Linked DNA regions of Homo sapiens: regions 2, 3 and 4 are each linked to region 1. The links are chromatin loops, found by intact Hi-C in ENCODE. Cell type or tissue: heart left ventricle. All regions are shown on one strand. Region 1 overlaps PRPF8 (pre-mRNA processing factor 8). Region 2 overlaps RPA1 (replication protein A1). Region 3 holds the start of RTN4RL1 (reticulon 4 receptor like 1). Region 4 overlaps SMYD4 (SET and MYND domain containing 4).

The links. Peaks named below come from ENCODE experiments on the same cell type or tissue, not always from the same donor. Only the 100,000 strongest peaks of a DNase experiment are listed, where the experiment ranks them.
Region 2: it touches region 1 in a loop (2.9-fold over the local background); 34 of 110 quality-filtered maps call a loop at or near these places.
Region 3: it touches region 1 in a loop (18-fold over the local background); 14 of 110 quality-filtered maps call a loop at or near these places.
Region 4: a loop joins it to region 1, with 2.3 times the contacts of the local background. A loop is called at or near these places in 53 of 110 quality-filtered maps.

Annotation. Positions count from the first base shown.
Region 1 is chr17:1,667,058-1,672,057 of GRCh38, forward strand. All of the region lies in intron 24 of PRPF8 (pre-mRNA processing factor 8), which reads right to left. Among named protein-coding and RNA genes, the nearest start is that of PRPF8, 15 kb to the right of the region's middle. In heart left ventricle, a CTCF peak has its summit at 2,453; no DNase peak of the experiment used is centred here; H3K27ac peaks cover 1,881 bases.
Region 2 is chr17:1,862,556-1,867,555 of GRCh38, forward strand. The region is part of intron 5 of RPA1 (replication protein A1); the gene reads left to right. Among named protein-coding and RNA genes, the nearest start is that of RPA1, 35 kb to the left of the region's middle. In heart left ventricle, a CTCF peak has its summit at 3,087 (motif pointing left); no DNase peak of the experiment used is centred here.
Region 3 is chr17:2,023,413-2,028,412 of GRCh38, forward strand. RTN4RL1 (reticulon 4 receptor like 1) reads right to left here and starts at 1,922. Exons shown (of 2, transcript NM_178568.4): 1 at 1,441-1,922. The coding sequence starts at 1,453. LOC105371486 (a long non-coding RNA gene) reads right to left here and starts at 270. Exons shown (of 4, transcript XR_001752746.2): 1 at 184-270. RefSeq lists enhancers at 769-1,314, 2,483-2,983. In heart left ventricle, a CTCF peak has its summit at 2,777 (motif pointing left); DNase peaks (open chromatin) are centred at 881, 2,159 and 2,739; H3K4me3 peaks cover 2,684 bases; H3K27ac peaks cover 732 bases.
Region 4 is chr17:1,782,202-1,787,201 of GRCh38, forward strand. It overlaps SMYD4 (SET and MYND domain containing 4), which reads right to left. Exons shown (of 11, transcript NM_052928.3): 7 at 4,609-4,772; 8 at 2,125-2,260; 9 at 1,159-1,275; 10 at 834-957. Among named protein-coding and RNA genes, the nearest start is that of SERPINF1, 23 kb to the left of the region's middle. RefSeq lists an enhancer at 1,654-1,948. In heart left ventricle, a CTCF peak has its summit at 1,999 (motif pointing left); DNase peaks (open chromatin) are centred at 546, 1,192, 1,766 and 4,036; H3K4me3 peaks cover 1,522 bases; H3K27ac peaks cover 4,331 bases.

The DNA of each region.
Region 1 (5,000 bases):
AGCTACTCAGGAGGCTGAGGCAGGAGAATTACTTAAACCCGGGAGGCGGGGGTCGCAGTGAGCTGAAATTGTGCCACTGCACTCCAGCCTGGGCAATAGAGCAAGACTCCCTCTCAAAAAAAAAAAGGAGGGCCAGGGGCCAGGATAGGCTAGATACTGGGGTAAAGGCAAGTGGATGATTCCCATTAGGTTTAGTAAATTCTTGGACTGCACTTGGAATTGCTGATGTGTGTAATGGAACACAGTATTTCTGTTGTAGTTAACAGTGCTCTATCCCTGAAGGGGAGGAGGCATAAATTCCTGAGGAGCCCAGTGTTCCTTTACTAAATAGCAGAAATTCCTGGGGGATAAGGGGAGGCAAGAAGGAAAATAATATTTACTCAGGTCTACGTGTACTAGGTACCATGGTAAGAAATTTATATATGTTATACCTCTTATGTCTTCATAAAAAACAAGTTATAGAACTTGCCCATGACATAGCTTTTTTTTTTTTTTTTTTTTTTTGAGATGGAGTCTCACTTTGTCACCCAGGCTGGAGTGCAGTGGCGCAATCTCAGCTCACCGCAACCTCCACCTCCGGGGCTCAAGTGGTTCTCCTGCTTCAGTCTCCAGAGTAGCTGGGACTACAGACATGTGCCACCACGCCTGGCTAATTTTTGTATTTTTAGTAGAGATGGGGTTTCACCATATTGGCCAGGCTGGTCCTGAACTCCTGACCTCGTGATCCACCTACCTCGGCCTCCCAAAGTGCTGGGATTACAGGCGTGAGCCACCGCACCCGGCCTATTTATTTATTTTTAAATATAAACAGGATCTTGCTATGTTGCCTAAGCTGGTCTCAAATTCCTGGGCTCAAGCAGTCCTCCCACCTCGGCTTCCAAAAGTGCTGGGATTGCAGGCATAAGCCACCATGCCCAGCTTTATCATGCAATTTACCAAGTAATATGGCTTACTAAATACCCCGTTTCATTTAATTCTCACAAAAGCCGTCTGACCTAGGTCCTATCAGTATCCCTATTTTACAGATGAGGGAATTGAGGCCCAGCATGGGCAATATTCCCAAGATCCCAACTAGTAATATGACAAAGATATGATGTGAACCCCATCTGACTCCAGAGCCTGTGCTTCTAACCACTAGAGTCAACTGCATCCTTACCCTCTCAGACACTCCTCCACTCCTCAGCCTCTAACTTCTGATATCCAGTTCCCTGATGCCTACAATTCTTTCCCAGGCCAATGGCCTCTTCTGCTCTCTCTCCTCTCCCCTCTTCCAGTATCTCAATGGGGTCTAGCATTCTTTTTTTTTTTTTTTTTTTTTTTTTGAGACAGAGTCTTGCTCTGTCACCCAGGCTGGAGTGCAGTGTCGCGATCTCGGTTCACTGCAAGCTCTGCCTCCCAGGTTCCTGCCATTCTCCTGCATCAGCCCCCCTGAGTAGCTGGGACCACAGGCGCCCGCCACGACATCCAGCTAATTTTTTGTATTTTTAGTAGAGACGGGGTTTCACCGCGTTAGCCAGGATGGTCTCAATCTCCTGAACTCGTGATCCACCCGCCTCGGCCTCCCAAAGTGCTGGGATTACAGGTATGAGCCACCGCGGCCGGCTGGGTCCCGCACTCTTGATTCCCTTGCATTCAATGCCTTACCACTCTACAACTGTCTTCTAACAGAGCTCTATTCCTTAATCACCAGTGTAATCTATCCACCTTCTGCATCCCTGTCACTGAGTAGCTGGGTGATTCTGGGAAAAACAAATGCTCAGAGTTGTCTTCCCAAAACCCAGCTGAGCTCCCAACACACCTTCCAATCCCTCTCAGTTTCTTCAGCAATCATCATACCCTAATACCATGAAATTCACTATGCACAACTCTTTCCCCTAACTGCAGCCCAAGAAAAGCTGAAAAACTCAAAATCCTGTTATAGCTTCCCACTAACCTCATCTATATCCACATCTTTCCAGACCTCTTTCCTGTCAGGTTCAGAGGATTTTTCCTCTGCTTGCTCTTTATTCTATCCCTAGGGAGACCCTCTGCACCTCTGCTCATCAATTACCTACTTTTCTTTTCTTCGAGACGGAGTCTTGCTCTGTCGCCGAGGCTGGGGTGCAGTGGCACGATCTTGGCTCACTGCAACCTCTACCTCCCGGGTTCAAGCAATTCTCCTGCCTCAGCCTCCCGAGTAGCTGAGATTACAGGCACCCGCCACCGCGCCTGGCTAATTTTTGTATTTTTAGTAGAGACGGGGTTTCACCATGTTGGCCAGGCTGGTCTCGAACTCCTGACTTGGTGATTCACCCACCTTGGCCTCCCAAAGTGCTGGGATTACGGGCGTGAGCCACTGTGTCCAGCCAATTCCACACTTTTCTCTTGTACACTCAACTGCTACTGGGCTCCTTAATTAAAACACGCTCAAGTCACTGTCATTCAAAAACACCTGCACTGACTTACAGCTCCCTCTAGGTGGCATCTGATGTCCTTCCTTCTCTTCAACTGACAAACAGATTGTCCTTGCTGTCTCCACTCACTCACTTCCCATGAAGCCTCACCCACTGCCATCTGGCTTCCATCCCTACTATTTCTGTAACAGCTCCTGCTAAGGTCACCAATGACGTCCTAACTGTCAAATCCAATGGATACTTTTCAGTCCTCATCTAACTGAAATGCTCTTAGGCAACTGACACTGCTCAGCATCACCCCAATTCTGGACACGTGTTCCTGAAGGCCTTGGTTCCAAGACCCGGCACCCTCCCACAGGTTCTGACCACACTTCATCTTAGTATTCCCCACATTTCCAAATTCCTCCCTCTCCTCTTCTCACTCCACATTGTCCCTGGGTGATGTCACTCATTCTTGAGCTTTTGACCTTTTGTGGATAGGCTCCGAAATCTACATCTTTAATCCAGACCTGTTCTCCATGTTTCTTCAGATTGCTTCTCACCTAGGAACCTCTAAGCTATCCCTGACTGCTCTTACCTTTCTAGTTTCATTTCTCTCCCTGGAATGTCTCACTCATACTTTTTAAATCAAATCTAACAGATCATCAATTAAAGAGGCACCACTAAGGGAGCAGAAGGAATCAGGAATCTACACATGTGTATATATGTACTTAAATATGTATCTTGGAACTGAAGAAATAAGGTATAAATAAATACCTGGGGAAATCTCCATCTGAATGTTCTCAGGAACTTCAAACTTTATATATCCTAAACTAGATTTCTTTATCTTCGATCCTAAACCTGTTCTTGTTCATGTGGTCTTCCAGTTGGTGGCACTAACACCCACCTAGTCACCCATGCCAAAATCTGCACATCATTTTTGACTTTTCTTTGAGCATCCCAGGACCACAAAGTTCTGCTGATTTTATCTGCTAACTTCTTATCAAATCTGTTCCCCTCTTCCTACCTCTACTTTCAGTGCTCTCATCATTTTTATTGATTTATGTATTTTTTTGGAGACAGAGTCTCACCCTGTTGCCAGGCTGGAGTGCACTGGTGGGATCTCGGCTCACTGCAACCTCCGCCTCCCGGGTTCCAGCGATTCTCCTGCCTCAGCCTCCTGTGTAGCTGGGATTACAGGTGTGCACCACCACGCCCGGCTAATTTTCATATTTTAAGTAGAGATGGGGTTTCCCCATGTTGGTCAGGCTGGTCTCAAACTCCTGACCTCAGGTGATCCACCTGCCTGGGCCTCCCAAAGTGCTGGGATTACAGGCGTGAGCCCCCGCGCCTGGCCTGCTCTCATCATTTTTATCTGGACTTCTTCAGTGGTCCCCAAACCTGGTCTCCCATCCTATCCTTTCAGGTCCATCTTTCTCACAGCTGCAAGAGTGAATCATCTAACACAGAAATTTGACAAAGTCTGCATCTGTAGTGTGGGAAGCCAAAAAAAAAAAAGAAGAAAAACACATCTGACAAAGTCACTCTGTGCTTAAGACCCTTATATGATTCTTCCTAAGGTGTGCGATGCCCTCCATGATATGGCTCTCCACTATTTATCCAGCCTCATCTCTTAACATTCCCAATTCCACAATTTACTCCAGCAAACCTTGAACTTTCCATGGTCCCATGTACACAAGCTAGTTACATCGCCACACTTCTGGCTAAAGGAATGCTCTCCCTCACCTGTCTCATCACATGCTACTTCTTTCAGGAATCCTTTCCTCTTCCACTTCCAGACTGGGCTAGAGCAATCACTAACTCTAGTGCTCTCACAGATTCCCACATACAGGTTAATCTAAAACCCAAAATGCTCACAAAAAGCTGAAACTTTCTGAGTCCCAACATTCTGAGCACCAACATGACGCTCAAAGGAAATGCTCATTGGGGCATTTCAAATTTTGGATTAGGGATGCTGAACCTGTAAGTATAATGAAAATATTTCAAGGCTGGGCACGGTGACTCACACCTATAATCCAGCATTAGAGAGGCTAAGGCAGGAGGACTGCTTGAATCCAGAGTCTGAGACCAGCCTGGACAAGAGAGTGAGATCCCAGCTCTACAAAAAATTTAAAAATCAGGCCGGGTGTGGTGGCTCACGCCTGTAATCCCAGTACTTTGGGAGGCTGAGGCAGGCGGATCACAAGGTCAGGAGTTCGAGACCATCCTGGCTAACACGGTGAAACCCCTTCTCTACCAAAAATACAAAAACTTAGCCGGGCGTGGTGGCAGGCGCCTGTAGTCCCAGCTACTCAGGAGGCTGAGGCAGGAGAATGGCGTGAACCTGGGAGGCGGAGCTTGCGGTGAGCCAAGACTGCGCCACTGCACTGCAGCCTGGGTGACAGAGCAAGACTCCATCTCAAAAAAAAAAAAAAAAAAAAAAAAATTAAAAATTAGCCAGGCATGGTGGCGTATGCACCTGTGGTCCCAGATACTTGGGAGGCTGAGGTGTGAGGATCACTTGAGCTGCAGTGAGCTATGATAGCGCCACTGCCCTTCAGCCTAAGTGACAGTGAGACCCTGTCTCTAATAAAAATAATGAAAATATTAAAAAAGAAAATCTGAAAT
Region 2 (5,000 bases), 200 kb after region 1:
TTACAGGCACACACCACCATGCCCAGCTAATTTTTGTATTTTTAGTAGAGATGGGGTTTCACCATGTTGGCCAGGTTGGTCTCGATCCCCTGACCTCAAGTGATCCGCCCACCTTGACCTCCTAAAGTGCTAAGATTATTGGCGTGAGTCACTGTGCCCAGCTTTTTTTTTTTTTTTTTTTTTTGAGATGAAGTTTTGCTTTGTTGCCCAGGCTGGAGTGCACTGGAACGATCTCCGCTCACTGCAACCTCCCCCGGGTTCAAGTGATTCTCCTGCCTCAGGCTCCCAAGTAGCTGGGATTACAAGTGCCCGCCACCACGCCCAGCTAATTTTTGTATTTTTAGTAGAGACGAAGTTTCACCATGTTGGCCAGGCTAGTCTCGAACTGCTGACCTCAGGTGATCTGCCTGCCTCAGCCTCCCAAAGTGTTGGGATTACAGGCGTGAGCCACCGTGCCCGGCCAAGATTTATTTATTTAGTTATTTGGAGACAGGTTCTTGCTTTGCCATCCAGGCTGGAGTGCAGTGGCTCAAAAAGGGCTTACTGTAGCCTCAACCTCCCAGGCTCAAGTGATCTTCCCACCTCAGCTTTCCCAGTAGCTGGGAGCGTGAACCACCACGCCCAACTAATTTATTTTATTTTATTTTATTTTATTTTATTTTATTTTATTTTTTTGAGACGAGTCTCACTCTGTCACCCAGGCTGGAGTGCAATGGCACAATCTCGGCTCACTGCAACCTCCACCTCCCGGGCTCAAGCGATTCTCCTGCCTCAGCCTCCCGAGTAGCTGGGATTACAGGTGCCCGCCACCACACTCAGCTAATTTTTTTTATTTTTAGTAGAGACGGCGTTTCACCACGTTGGCCAGGCTGGTCTCGAACTCCTGACCTCAGGTGATCCACCCACCTTGGCCTCCCAAAGTGTTGGGATTACAGGTGTGAGCCACCGTGCCTGGCCCCAACTACTTTTTATATTTTTTTGTAGAAACAGAGTTTTGCCATGTTGTCCAGGCTGGTCTTGAGCTCCTGAGTTCAGGTAATCCACCTGCCTCGGTCTCCCAATGTGCTGGGATTACGAACGTGAGCCCCTGCAGGGGGCCGACATCAAAATTTAAATGGCCAGTCAGATTGAAGTTTTTCTATGAAACATATCTTGCTTTATTAAAAATTTAAAGTTTTCAAAACATACTTGTAGAAGGCAATTTTCAAATGGTTGTTATGTTTTCAGATATTTTTAGTAATCAGAACAACATAATTTTATTGTTTTACTAATCAGCCAATTTTTGAACTAAATCTGAAGTCACTAAGAGATGATGGTCAATCATGAATATTTGGAAAAAAATTTGTGATATAATTTATAGAAAAGAAATGTTCAGAGTGTATTGAATAATTTTAATAACATATAACTAATTAAGTACATATATTAACTAATTATAACTGTGACATTGAAAATATAAAATCGACTTTAAGCTGGTCAGCATCAAGAAGCTGGAAGATGTTCATGTGGCTTATTTGAAATCTTCCGCTGTGTATCTCCTCCTTCCCAAATGATTTCTCAGTAGGAAGCTATGTTTGAACTCAGAGAAGGAGCTGTTTCTTAAAAATTAAACTGTCTCTGCTGCTCCCAATAGACAAAGGTGCTTAGCTGGTTCCCACTGAAGTACACTAATTCACTGTCTTAATTTAAATTTACCAATATATGCGGGGCATAGTGGCCCATGCCTGTAATCCCAGCACTTTGGGAGGCTGAGGTGGGCGAATCACCTGAGGTCAGGAGTTTGAGACCAGCCTGGCCAACATGGTGAAACCTCGTCTCTACTAAAAATACAAAAAAATTAGCTGGGCATAGTGGCACGCGCCTGTATTCCCAGCTACTAGGGAGGCTGAGGCAGGAGAATCGCTTGAACCTGGGAATCGGAGGTTGCAGTGAGCTGAGATTGCACCATTGTACTCCAGCCTGGACAACAAGAGTGAAACTCTGTCTCAAAAATAAATAAATAAAAATAACTTTAACAACATAGTTCTTCAATTAGTCCATAACTAACTTTTACTATTAGTAGGGTTTTCACTTAAGGGTAAGTGGAATTGAACCCAGTAATTCTTAGGCTGGACCTTAGGTGGATCACCTGAGGTCAGGAGTTCAAGACCAGCCTGGCCAACATGGTGAAACGCCGTCTCTACTAAAAATAAAAAAAATTAGCCGAGTGTGGTGGCGGGCACCTGTAATCCCAGCTACTCGGGAGGCTGAGGCAGGAGAATCACTTGAGCCCGGGAGGTGGAAGTTGCAGTGAGCCGAGATTGTGCCATTGCACTCCAGCCTGGGCGACAGAGTGAGACTTGTCTCAAAAAAATAAAATAAAAACAAATTAGTTGGGCGTGGTGGTTCACGCTCCCAGCTACTGGGAAAGCTGAGGTGGGAAGTAATTCTTGCATCCTGTCTTCGTTTTCCTACCTGGAACTGAGTCCTGGCCTTTGCCTAAGTGAGATAATGGAAAGGAAAGGAAAGTTGGAGAATCTCAGGTCTGGACCTTAGCAGTGAATTCAGCACAATCGCAGAATGTTGAGGTAGAGGAAACTGTTGTAGAGATCAGTTGATCAGTTTTTAATCATTAAATAAAAACGTGAATGAGGCAGTGAAGTAACTTCCCCAAGGTCACACAATGGGTTGCTACAAGAAATGAGAATGAGCATTTGTCATTTCCCAGTGAGAACAGTTTCCATTGTGCCCGGACCTTCAAAGATTAACCTTCATACCAAAGTTTTTGCCTACTTGAAAATTGTATTTAAGTACATAGATCGTGTGAGTGAGTCTACTGCGGGAATGTTATATACATAATTAAAATTATCTCTATTTCACATTTATATATTTGTCCATTAAAACTTGCATAATTAAATAAATGTAAAATATAACTGAGATAATCAGACATCTGTTTTCTTTAATAAACATTAATCTTGAATAGATAATATGGTTAAATGATTTCAAAAAGATAATGTAGTTACATGATTTAAAGTTATAGCTACCGAATTGTGTGTGCAGAGAAATCTTACTCCTACCCTTGCCGCCCCTGCCACCCACTGCTGCCCTCTAGAGGTAAAGTTTTCGTGGTTTCTTTTTATCCTTCAGGCGTTTCTTCATGAGAATGTAACCAAATACAAATATATATTCTCGTTCCGTACTCCACTTTGCCTACACAAAAGGCAGCATACTGTGTACACTATCGTGTCTTTTTCTCCTGCTTTTACTTATTTATTATTATTTTAATAGAGATGAGACCTCACTATGCTGTTCAGGCTGGTCTCAAACTCCTGGGCTCAAGCGATTCTCCCACTTCAGTCTCCCAAAGTGCTAGGATTACAGGCGTGAGCGCTGCGCCCAGCCATATCCTGTTTTTTTAAAGTTTTCTGGCCAGGTGTGGTGGCCCCCGCCTGTAATCCCGACACTTTGGGAGGCCAAGCTTGGCAGATCGCTTGAGCTCAGGAGTTTAAGACCAGCCTGGGCAACATGACGAAACCCTGTCTCTACCAAAAATACAGAAAATTAGCCAGGCGTGGTGGTGTACACCTGCAGTCCTAGCCACCCGGGAGGCTGAGGTGAGAGGATCACTTGAGCCTGGGAGAAAGAGGCTGCAGTGAGCCAGGGCTGTGCCACTACACTCCAGCCTGGGTGACAGAGTGAGACTCCATCTCAAAAAACAACAAAAAAATTTTTTTTTGGCCTAGAGATAATCCCATATACTTGTATATGCTTAGAGATCTTTTTTTTTTCTTTTTTCTTTTTTTGAGACGGAGTCTCTCTGTCACCCAGGGTGGAGTGCAATGGCGCAATCTCGGCTCAGTGCAACCTCTGCCTCTTGGGTTCAAGCAGTTCTCCTGTCTCAGCTTGCCTAGTAGCTGGGACCACAGGAGCCCACCACCACGCCCGGCTAAATTTTTTATATTTTTAGTAGAGATGGGGTTTTACCATGTTGGCCAGGCTGGTCTCGAACTCCTGACTTCAAGTGATCTGCCCACCTCTGCCTCCCGAAGTGCTGGGATTATAGGCGTGGGCCACTGCGCCCGGCCACCGGCTAATTTTTTTATATTTTTAATAGATATGGGGTTTTACCATGTTGGCCAGGCTGGTCTCAAACTCCTGACTTCAGGTGATCTGCCCACCTCTGCCTCCCGAAGTGCTGGGATTACAGGCGGGGACCGCTGTGCCCGGCCACCGTTTTAGTTTTTACACTGAAATTATTCATGCTGCTTCTGTCTTATACTGTTGTGGGTTCTTGATTTATGGTGTTTCGGGCTTCATTTTCACACAACTTGGAATGTGCGGGTTTTCTCTGTTCCCTGGTTTCACTGAAGATGTCGTTTCTAATGAGAGATGTGTATACGTCTGTGTGCACGTGCATGTATGTGTATGCAGTTGGCATTCATTCCTGTTGCTCTGTATTGGTTTTTAGAGTGGGAAGATGTGGGGCTAGGCCATCATTATGCTCTTTCTAGAACTGGAACCTACTAGATATTAATTTTTATTTACACAAATTGTAATTTGATGCTTTAAATTGGAGAGGGAATCGGGTAAATTATTCGGCTAAATTATTAAATTGACACATCACTTTTTTTTGCAGTAGTAACGTTTTGTTAAAATGAGCGAATTTGTTATCACATTCTCAGCTTTCAGGAAGGTGAGCTGAGACAAAGCAATGCTTAGCATTTTTCTGAAACCTTTGGATGCAGTCAGGACAAGAGAGAGGTGATTGTGCCCAGCTTTATCACCTCTGGCCAGGTTTCTAGTGTTTGTGTGTGTGTGTGTGTGTTGTATTTAATTGAATGATTGCTTTGGACATTTTCTGTTTTGGGGGCAAAAGTGTTTATAGTGAAGATGGGCTGGGCTCAGTGGCTCATACCTTCAGTCCCAACACTTTGGGAGGCTGAGGCAGGAGGATCGCTGGAGACCAGGAATTCAAGATTGGCCTGGGCAACATAGTGAGACCCTGTCTCTACAGAAAACAAACA
Region 3 (5,000 bases), 360 kb after region 1:
GAAGGCAGCCGGCGTTTCCCCCTGAACTGCACCGACCCACGTGGAGGGCACAAGTCACACACAAGTTTGTTACTATTCCAGGACGACGGGGCAACTCAGCTTCCTCGGTCGGCCCAAGCTAGGACCACCACACGGCCTTCACTGCCCCACCAAAGGCGTGGTTCCTCCACCCACCTGCCTGACCTGCTTATATCTGGGTCTTCGCCATCACCTCCACATCTGCTTCTCTCCGCCCATCTTAGGGCTTCGCTTCCCCCCACCTCCCCAACCTCCCCCCCCTCCACCCCCTCCCCGTGCGCGTTTTCTCCTTCCCCATCCTGCTGTGAGGTCAGAATCCTGTGCTTACGACACCTCGGTCTGTTGCCATGGAAACAGGGGCGGATTAAGGCTGGAGCGTGGAGCGCAGGGATCAGGCCCCTCGGCTACCTGAGCTCCCGCCTCAGCCGCTCCCGCAGGGCCGGGGCAGCCAGCCGCAGGCGCCGCGGCTTCTCAGCCTCCTGGCCGGGCCAGGCGCGGGGGGGATCCCGGCGGGGCGCCACAGCCTGCTCGGGCCTGGGAGGGGAGAGGCAGACGCAGAGGCTGGAACAGCTGGTGGCGGGGCCCGTGGGCTCCCGGCGTGATCACCTGCCCTCCCAGGGCCCGGGGGACGGCGCCCCGCGTGGCAACCACGTGGGGGCGCGGCGGGACTTCCCCGGTGCCCGCACCAACTTTGCCGCGCTCCGTACCGGGCCGGGCTGCTGGGGCGTCTAGCTACGGTGGTCGCGAAGCCAGCTGTCCTCAAGTTGAGCTGTGCACCGGTCGCGCACACTGGCGGCACGGCTTTCGCGTCCCTCCGCTCCCAGCATAATGAAAGTTTGAGGAACTGGACATCAGGCGCTGGCCGCTCCCCACCCTCAGCCGCTGGGTGCCCAGAGCCCATCCCTAGCGATCAGAGCAGAACTGCAGAGAAGACGTCCGCGTCCGGGCCCCGTCTGGGGAGCTAGGGCGCGCGGGGAGCGCCCGGGCCGCGCGGTCACTGACCGCTGGCTGCACGGGGGCGCCGTGCGGACTCGGCCTCCACAAAGCGGCAGAAGCAAGGGCGTGTGCCCGCGCAGGGAATGGAGGCTGCAAGTGCAAAACTTTATCCCAGCAAAGCAAAGGTCCCAGGAGGCCGGCTCCCCTTCCACCACCGGCCGCTCACTCTGGTCTCCGACTGACCCCTCCGGGCCGGATCTCTAGGCCTGGCCACTCGATCCATGGAGAAAACCCCGTGTCTCACAACTGGCCGCTGACGGGAGCTGAGCCCCAGCAGCAGCCCCTCGGCGGGTGCGCCCGGCAAAACCCACCAGCCCGCCGGGGGCTACTTCCCAGACCGGGAGCCCCGGCGCCGGGCGGCGCCCGGGCTCGCGGCTCTTTCCGGAGCGCATTCAACTTCAACTTGCCCCTGCGGCTCCAACTCACCTTTGCGAAGCATGTTGGCCACGGGGCCGCCGCTCCGAGGTCGGCCTAGGCGCACTCCCTCCCGGGGTCCAGATTCAAATCCCTGGGCGCCAGCTGCAGCTAATCCGAGCGCGTCGAGGCGGGGGCAAGCCGGGGATCCGCTCGTGCCCGGTGGCCCGGCCCCGCAGGGGCATGGTGAGCTCCAGCCCCGCGCCGAGGGCACCGGCGCCCGCAAGCAACCGTGGTGCTGCCCGGCAGCCCCGCGCGCTTGCTCAGCCCCGGGGCGAGCGGCTTGCTCCGCGGAGCCGGCGGCCTGCTTCTGCCACCCGGAGCACTTCGCAGGCGGTTTTGAGGGGGGACGCCGCCCCCTGGCCGGCCGGCCGCAGCCCCCTCCTCTCCGCCCCCTCGGACCACCGCCGCCGCGGCTGCAGCAAAAGGGCGCTCGCACGCACCGCCGAGCTCCGGGGAAAGCGCCCGGCGCGCGTTTGCAGGACCGAGCGATCGGCGGAGCGGGGCGCCTCCCTTCCTCCCCCCGGCTTCCCCCTCCTCTCCTCCTCCCTCCCTCCCTTGCTCTCTAGCTCCCTCCCTCTCGCTCCGCTCCCCGCCCCCGCTCACGGAGCGCCTCCCATACAAAATTTATGAAAGTGCTCTCAGCTCGCAGTGCCGAGCGCCGTCCTATTCCCAAGGCAGCAGCGCTCAGCCGCGCGGCGCCGCCTCCCAAGGTGTTTTCACTGCGCCCGCCCCCGGGGAAGATGCTCGGCCCGCGTCCGTCCAGGCACCTGCCCCCAGTCCCCAAGCCGGTCCTCGGACCACTCCACGCCCCTCCCCGGCCCCGCAGGCCTCCTGGAGCCCGAACCCGCAGCCCAGCCCCCGCCCGCTCGCCCTTCGCGGCTGGAGGTCATCGGGAGACGCGGCTGGGACGCGAGGACCGCCGCCCAGAGTACGGATCGCGAGTCCGCTCCCTGCCCCGTCTCCTCCCTGGCCAGCGCCCCTTCTCCCAGTCTCGACGGCTCTTCCCCGCACTGAACAGCTCCAGCGAACCCGGCTGCCCCGCACCCCGAGTCCCAGGACACTGTTCTTTCGTGGGGAGAGGAGGGGAGCAAGCATTCGGAAAGGGCCAGCTGCAAATTCCAGGGAGAAGGAAGGACCCGTGCGGGTTCGGGTGGGCCGTCTCCGCCTGGGTGGGGTGGCGGCGGGGGGTCTCTGATCTCCCTTGGTCCACACAGACCCCGCCGGGGGGTTCGCGGAAAATGGAGGAGGCGCCGCTTGGAAAGCGGGTCCCGCAGGGGCCTGTTGAGCTGAGGGAAGAGAAGGTTCGGGCCAGGCGAGATCCTGGGTGGAGGCGGCACCCCCTGCTGGCCTGGGATCAGAGGGATTCGGAGAGAAGAAAAAGCGGATGGACCAAGGCTGTCATTCAACACACATTCACCGAAGGCTCAGCATGTGTGGGGCACTACTGTTCCTGAAAATTCAGCAGACGAAAAAGACTTGTCTTTGCCCTGTCCTCAAGGAGTTTCCATTTTAATAGGGGCCAAATGAGGAAAGTCCAGAGAAGATGGGAAGATTGTGCTTCGAAGAAAAACAAGCAGAGTATTGTTCTGGAGCTGACACGGGGGTAGAGGTGGCAGTCAAGGAAAGCTGCTCTGAGCAGGTGACATCCAAGCAGAAATCCAACTGAATCCCTCCTTGTAGGAAAAGGTGACATGATAGGAAGGTCAAAAAGAAGGTCAGGGCCGGGCGCGGTGGCTCACGCCTGTAATCCTAGCACTTTGGGAGGCGGAGGCAGGCAGATCACGAGGTCAGGAGTTCGAGACCACCCTGGCCCGCATGGTGAAACCCGGTCTCTAATAAAAATACAAAAATTAGCCGGGCATGGTGGCAGGCGCCTGTAATCCCAGGTACTCGGGAGGCTGAGGCAGGAGACTCGCTTGAACCCGGGAGGCGGAGGTTGCAGTGAGCCGAGATCGCGCCACTGCACTCCAGCCTGGGTGACAGAGTGAGACTCTGTCTCAAAAAAAAAAAAAAAAAAAGGGCCAGGCTGGGCGCGGTGGCTCACACCTGTAATCCCAGCACTTTGGGAGGCTGAGCAGATCACTTGAGGTCAGGAGTTCGAGACCAGCCTGGCCAAGGTGAAACCCCGTCTCTATTAAAAATACAAAAATTAGCCGAGCGTGGTGGTGTGCGCCTGTAATCCCAGCTACTTGGGAGGCTACGGGAGAATCTCTTGAACACAGGAGATGGAGATTGCAATGAGCCGAGATCACACCACTGCACTCCTGCCTGGGTGACAGAGCGAGACTGTCTCAAAAAAACAAAACAAACAAAAAAAAAGAAGGCCAGTCTGACGTATTCACTCACACCTGCATTTGGTGGCACTGAAGCTTCAGATTTGAGCTAAGGCTCTGGGCTTGGACTTCCAGAAGCTTCAGGTGTCGTGGGAAAAGAAAGACCCGCAAACCATCTTAGAGTGTGACTGACAGAAGTCACAAAGACTGCGAAAGGGCTCTGCTAGCTCTGCCAGGGGCTACCAGATAATCAGGAAACAGTCACAGAAGAGGTGCCCTTGGAGTTAGGTCTTGAAGGCTGAGTTCACCACACTAAGAAGGGGGAAGGGCATTCCACGTAGATGCTTGAAGGTGAGAAGTAACCTTGTTCTGAAGATAGATAAGATTGGTCCTTCCTGAGGACCATGGGCTCACACCTATAATCTCACCACTTTGGAAGGCTGGGGTGGGAGGATTGCTTGAGGCCAGGAGTTTGAGACCAGCCTGGGCAACAGTGTGAGACTCCATCTCTATTTCAAAAAAATGTTTAAAGATAAAAAAAGATGGATGGCTGCTACTCTGGGCACACTGCCCATGGCCACAGGAGCAGTTAAACACGAACAAAAAAAGATTGGTCCCTCTTGGCGTAGAACAGAAGGTGAGGTATTCCTTCTCTTAGCCACCAGCTACAAGGCAGTGCTCACCCCACTGCCTGCCTTAGCCCTGACACTGGGAGCCTGAGAGGTCCTCTGTAAGTACACCGAGGCCCAGAGAGGATGAACAACTTGCTCAACGTCACATCACAGATCAGCGATAAAGTGTGGGCCTGACTCAGGGCCTGAATGTGGGATAATCCTCCTTCCACCTCTCCAAGCCGCCTCCCCATGACCCCCTAGCCCACAAACTCTAGCGTCTTAGGAAAAGTTGGCTGGGGCTGGGCGTGAGTGTGAGAAGCAGAGTTATTTCAGGCCTCAGGAGGGTTGGGTGCTGCCTTGGAGTCCAGCCAGGGAGTGGGGGCGAGTGAAGGCGGGTGTTGTGGTGTACTGTGGGGGTGCACTGTGCCCGCCTTCTTGTCAGGCAGTAATTACTCAGACTGCTGAGTAACTCAGGCAGGGAGACCCCCACAGACAGATGGAGGTGCCCTCAGCCCAAGCTGAATGGCAGCCCCCAATGTCCTGCACCACGGAGTCTTGGGGAAGCATTCTCACATCTGTTCTTCATGTCCAGTTCTCCTAGGCATCATCCGGCTTCCTAATGGGGGCCAGAGCAGCTCATTAGGCACAGCGGGTGCGGGGCAATGTTACTAGAGGGATGGGA
Region 4 (5,000 bases), 120 kb after region 1:
GCAGCAAAAAAGCAGGGTTTCTCGACCCTGACACTATTGACACTGTTGCTGGCTCCTTCTTTGCTGGGGTTGGTGGGGGGGGCACTGTCTTGTACCCGGGAGGATGCTTAGCAGCACCTCTGGCCTCTTTCGAATAGATGCCAGCAGCACCCCCCTTCCAAGTCATGACAATCCAAAATGTCTCCAGAGATCGCTTGAGCCCAGGAGTTGCAGGAAGCAGTGAGCTGTGACCGAGCCACTGTACTCCAGCCTGGGCAAGACAGCAAGACCCCTTCTCAAAAAAAAAAAAAAAAAAGTCTCCAGGCAATGCCACATGTTGTCTGGGGGTAAAATCAGCCCTGGTTCAAGCAAACGCTTTAAAAGGAAGAGGATGCAGAGTAGGGAGAAGGCAGAGAGCCTGGAGCTGAGAGTGCTGGGAATGAGACAGCCAAAGGGGCTGTGACGAACCAGAGAACAACCAGAAGGAGAGCTATACTGGAGGGTGGGTGGGGCTGCCTGGCCAAGTTCTCTCTGGGAAACTCACTTGAGATCTAAAAGCTTTCCCCATATCTCCCAGGAGGAAATTCTTTTTTTTTTTTTTTTTGAGATGGAGTCTCGCTCTGTCGCCCAGGCTACAGTGCAGTGGCGCGATCTTGGCTCACTGCAAGCTCCGCCTCCCAGGAGGAAATTCTAAAGCGTTATGTTTGTTAGCAAAACAGAAGGCAAAGATCTCTCCTAAAGAGGAAATAAAGAAGTTTCAACATGCTTTTAAAAACACCATAGAAAAAAAGTAATACCCAGAAGAGCCTAGGAAAGGAACAGTGTGTGCCCTGTGAAGTGGGAAAGGGACTCACCCGTTGAAAAAGATCTGGGCCAATTTGAAGAGCTCATGGCCCATTTCAACACTGGACGGCCCGTGGCGAACCTCCACCACGTAGAGACTCCTCTGTAGATGGGTGGCTGACTTTTGCCAGTCTCCTGTGAGAAGAGAAAAATCTTGTTCCAGAAAAGAACCACTGTCAACTGTGGATGCATATTTTCAGGGGGAGGAAATGGAACGAGAGGGGGAGCACCCTCAGTTTACAGAGCGGGGGGTAACCAGGCAGACAAGGCCGGGGCCACGGCGAAGTGCCCACAGCAGACTGTTCCCGACGCAGAACGTGAAGGCTCATGCTGTACCTAAGGCAGCACAGGCCCGGGCCAGGCCATCCGCGATCTCTCCCACCACGGCGTGCTCTGCCCACAGGAAGCTCTCGGCGTCACGCTGGCACCCCGACAGCCGCTGAACAGCTCGCTCTGTCAATGCAGAGGAAAGACGTCTCACTATAGACAGAAGCCCAGTCCTAGGAATGAGAATCCAGGTCTCAAATCCTCTGAATCAGCTGGGCTGAATGTGGAAATTCCCCCTGGCCTCCCTGGGTTGTCACCAACGCACAATGTCTGTTCCAATAAAGCTGCTGTTTTCTTCTGTTTTCTCTGTCAGTGGAGAAAGGCGCTAGGGGAGGCCTCCCCACATTTACACTGTATTTTCAACATTAACTTCCCAACTCGACCAACTCTACCTTTCACGTACGGCCATGATTTCTCTTGACCCTGAAATCTAAGCTAAAGGTCAACTTTCATAAAGCAGGGTAAATAAAAATCCCATGATGTCAAGCTCTAAGGCAGGGTTTTCAAGGGCAATGGGGAGCTCCGCAAGTCTCAGACAAAAGCAAGACACTCCTATCAGCTGGGCTCACGCCCCACTGCTCTCTAGCAGAGACTAGCTCTGAGGAGGGAAGAACCGCCCTTCTAGGAAGTTACATCACTAGGCCCTGGAATTAAAATAAATGACACTCAACTTCTGGAACTGCACACAGCTCACGGATGTCAGCGATGACCCGTTAGTTGGCAGGGGTACTTCAACTTAGCAATCAGATGCAGAAGAAAACAACAGCTGAAATCACCTGGCCCCTTTTCAAGGGCCCCACAGTAACAAAGCTGGTCAGGGTTTGGACTCACTGGCCTATATAGCCATCTTGTGGCTGGCATGGGGATAATTACATCCAATTCTCCCATCAGTACTGAGTATCCCTGAGTCCAAAACGGTATCAGAACAAATAAAAGGGAAGGGGCTGGAGGACCAAAGCAGGGAGCCAGTCTCACCTAGTTCACCATCTCTGAGAAGCTTCTGGGCCACTCTGACCTGCTGCTGTAGGTCCTGTAACCGAGAGACCAGGTGGTCCCTGCTGACGGCGGATTCTGCACAAGATCTGCTGCCACAGCGCAGCACGTCATCTCCCTGTGGAAGTCAGTTTTCTCTTTATTCCAATGCCAGGGTCAGTTATCAACACCGCCTGTGCTTACATTACAGGACTGCTCCATAGTTTCTTACCTCATGGGGGAAAGAGACTCCTGTAACAATACATCGTGACGAAAGTCTGAGCGAATTTTGTTTGATGGCGGCAATGGCGGCAATTCTAATGAAGTGTATCAGCAGTAGCTGATCCCACCTGAGATTTCATTTTTGGAACAGAACTGGTACAGTGCACAATTTCTTTCCACTTCTATAGCCCCTCTTGTCGCTTTTTGGGGCCAGGACTTTAGATGACAAACATTTCTTTTTTTTGAGATGGAGTCTCGCTCGGTCTCCAGGCTGGAGTGCAGTGGTGCGATCTCGGCTCACTCCAAGCTCCGCCTCCCGGGTTCACGCCATTCTCCTGCCTCAGTCTCCCGAGTAGCTGGGACTACAGGTGCCCACCACCAAGCCCGGCTAAATTTTTGTGTGTGTTATTTATTTTTTTTTTTTAGTAGAGACGGGGTTTCACCGTGTAAGCCAGGATGGTCTCGATTTTCTGACCTCATGATCCGCTCGCCTCAGCCTCCCAAAGTGCTGGGATTACAGGCGTGAGCCACCGTGCCCGGCCTTGATGACAAACATTTCTAGTAGTTATGAAAAAGTCCTCAGAAAACCAATAGAAGGCCAGGTGCGGTGGCTCACGCCTGTAATCCCAGCACTTTGGGAGGGCGAGGCGGGTGGATCCATGAGGTCAGGAGATCGAGACCATCCTGGCTAACACGGTGAAACCCCGTCTCTACTAAAAATACAAAAAATTAGCCGGGCATGGTGGTGGCGGGCGCCTGTAGTCTCACCTACTCGGGAGGCTGAGGCAGGAGAATGGCGTGAACCCGGGAGGTGGAGCTTGCAGTGAGCCGAGATTGCACCACTGCACTCCAGCCTGGGTGACATGAGAGAGACTCTGTCTCACAAAAGAAAAAGAAAAAAAAAAAAAAAAGAAAACCAATAGAAAGGCTGGGCGTGGTGGCTCACGCCTGTAATCCCAGCGCTTTGGGTGGTCGAGGCAGGTAGGTCGCTTGAGGCCAGGAGATCGAGACCAGCCTGGCCAACATGGAGAACATGGCCAACTCGTCTCTACTAAAAATACAAAGATTAGCTGGGCATGGTGGTGCATGCCTGTAATCCCAGCTACTGGGGAGGCTGAGGCAGGAGAATTGCTTGAGTCTGGGAGGTTGAGGCTGTGGTAAGCAGAGATCGTGCCACTGCACTCACTTCAGCCTGGATGACAGGGCAAGACCCCATCTCAAAAAAAAAAAAGAAAAAAAAAAAAACTAATAGAAAAAGGTGCTAGGTGCGATCGTCCTACATTTGACCTTGGGTCTCCAAGTTTAGCTTTCTAACACAACCGGCTCTGCCTTTCACTCATGACTCCCCTAAGAAGAATACGGCACTTGTGGCAGAGGGGAAACCTCCGAGGTGGACATCTGCTGTGTTTCAAAGGCCGATATCTATTTTCTCATTTGGCAACAGCAACCCAACCCAGTTTCTCATAAGGATCCCTCTCACCCTCAGTCCCATGGCCCTTGCCCTACAGCTGAGGGTGTGGCATGTGGCTCACATATGGCTCCTTCCTCTGGCCCAAATGGCTGGAGGAAAACTATGTCTAATTTTCCTCCAGCCACAGTTCTCAGGTCAATGAAACACAGTAACATCTCTGCCCAGGCTGCTGTTTGAGTGGCATGTGCTCTTATCCTCCTTGGCAGGAAATCCGCAGGCTGGGCTGCTGGCAGCCATCCTGCATCGTAAGAGGGAAGTCTATCTGAGGATGGGCTAACACAGAGAAAATGAAGCTGAGAGGGGTGGACAGAAAGCCCCTGGATCAAGCTGTATCTTAAGCAGCCTTATCCTGGAATTTTTCTCATAACATTTTTTTTGGTAGAGACAGGGTCTTGCTATGTTGCCCAGGCTGGTCTTGAACCCCTGGCCTCCAAGTGATCTGTCCACCTCAGCCTCCCAAAGTGCTGGGATAATAGGCATGTGTCACTGTGCCCAGCCTATCCTGGGACTTTTCAATGACTGACTTCAGCAAATAAATTCCCAGTCTCCCCCAGATCCCAAACCAGTTCAGATGGGATCTTCTGTCCTTTATAAAGGAAACATTACTAAATTGAACCTTTCCCTGTGGTTTCTCTGGAGGGGAACTAGTGTATGGGGATGACTGGCTAAAATGGAGGTGATATTACTGGTCTCAGCACTTACAAGTCCCTGATGGCTTCCTCCTAAACACTGATCACCCTTGGGGTGGAAAACTGACCTCCAGGAAAAGTGGAGGAGACAGAAGAGAGAATTACCTGCATGGGCGCTCCGCAACTGTTGCAACAGAATGCTTCCCACCTGGGCCCTGCAGCCATCCTGTGTGCCTCAGTTTGACAAGCTGGACAGGCGCAGTCAAAGAAATACTGAGACCTCAGCTTCTGCTGCCTTTCGGCAACCCCCATCCGGCTCTTGTGAGGCCCTGGAGGGAGATCACCGTCAGCCAATATTGAAAGCAAGAGAGAGTCAAACACTACGTAAAAACCTTCAGCTTAGCAGAGGGTCTGGACAATTACCTATCATGTGACAGCTAACCTTTACCCAAATATTTGTGGAACTGGATACTAAAATAAGCTTCCAAGTTGCTGAGACAGGAAGAAAGAGAAGCCAAGAAGTTGTTCCTAGCCCATTTTCAGAATAGGAAGTTTAT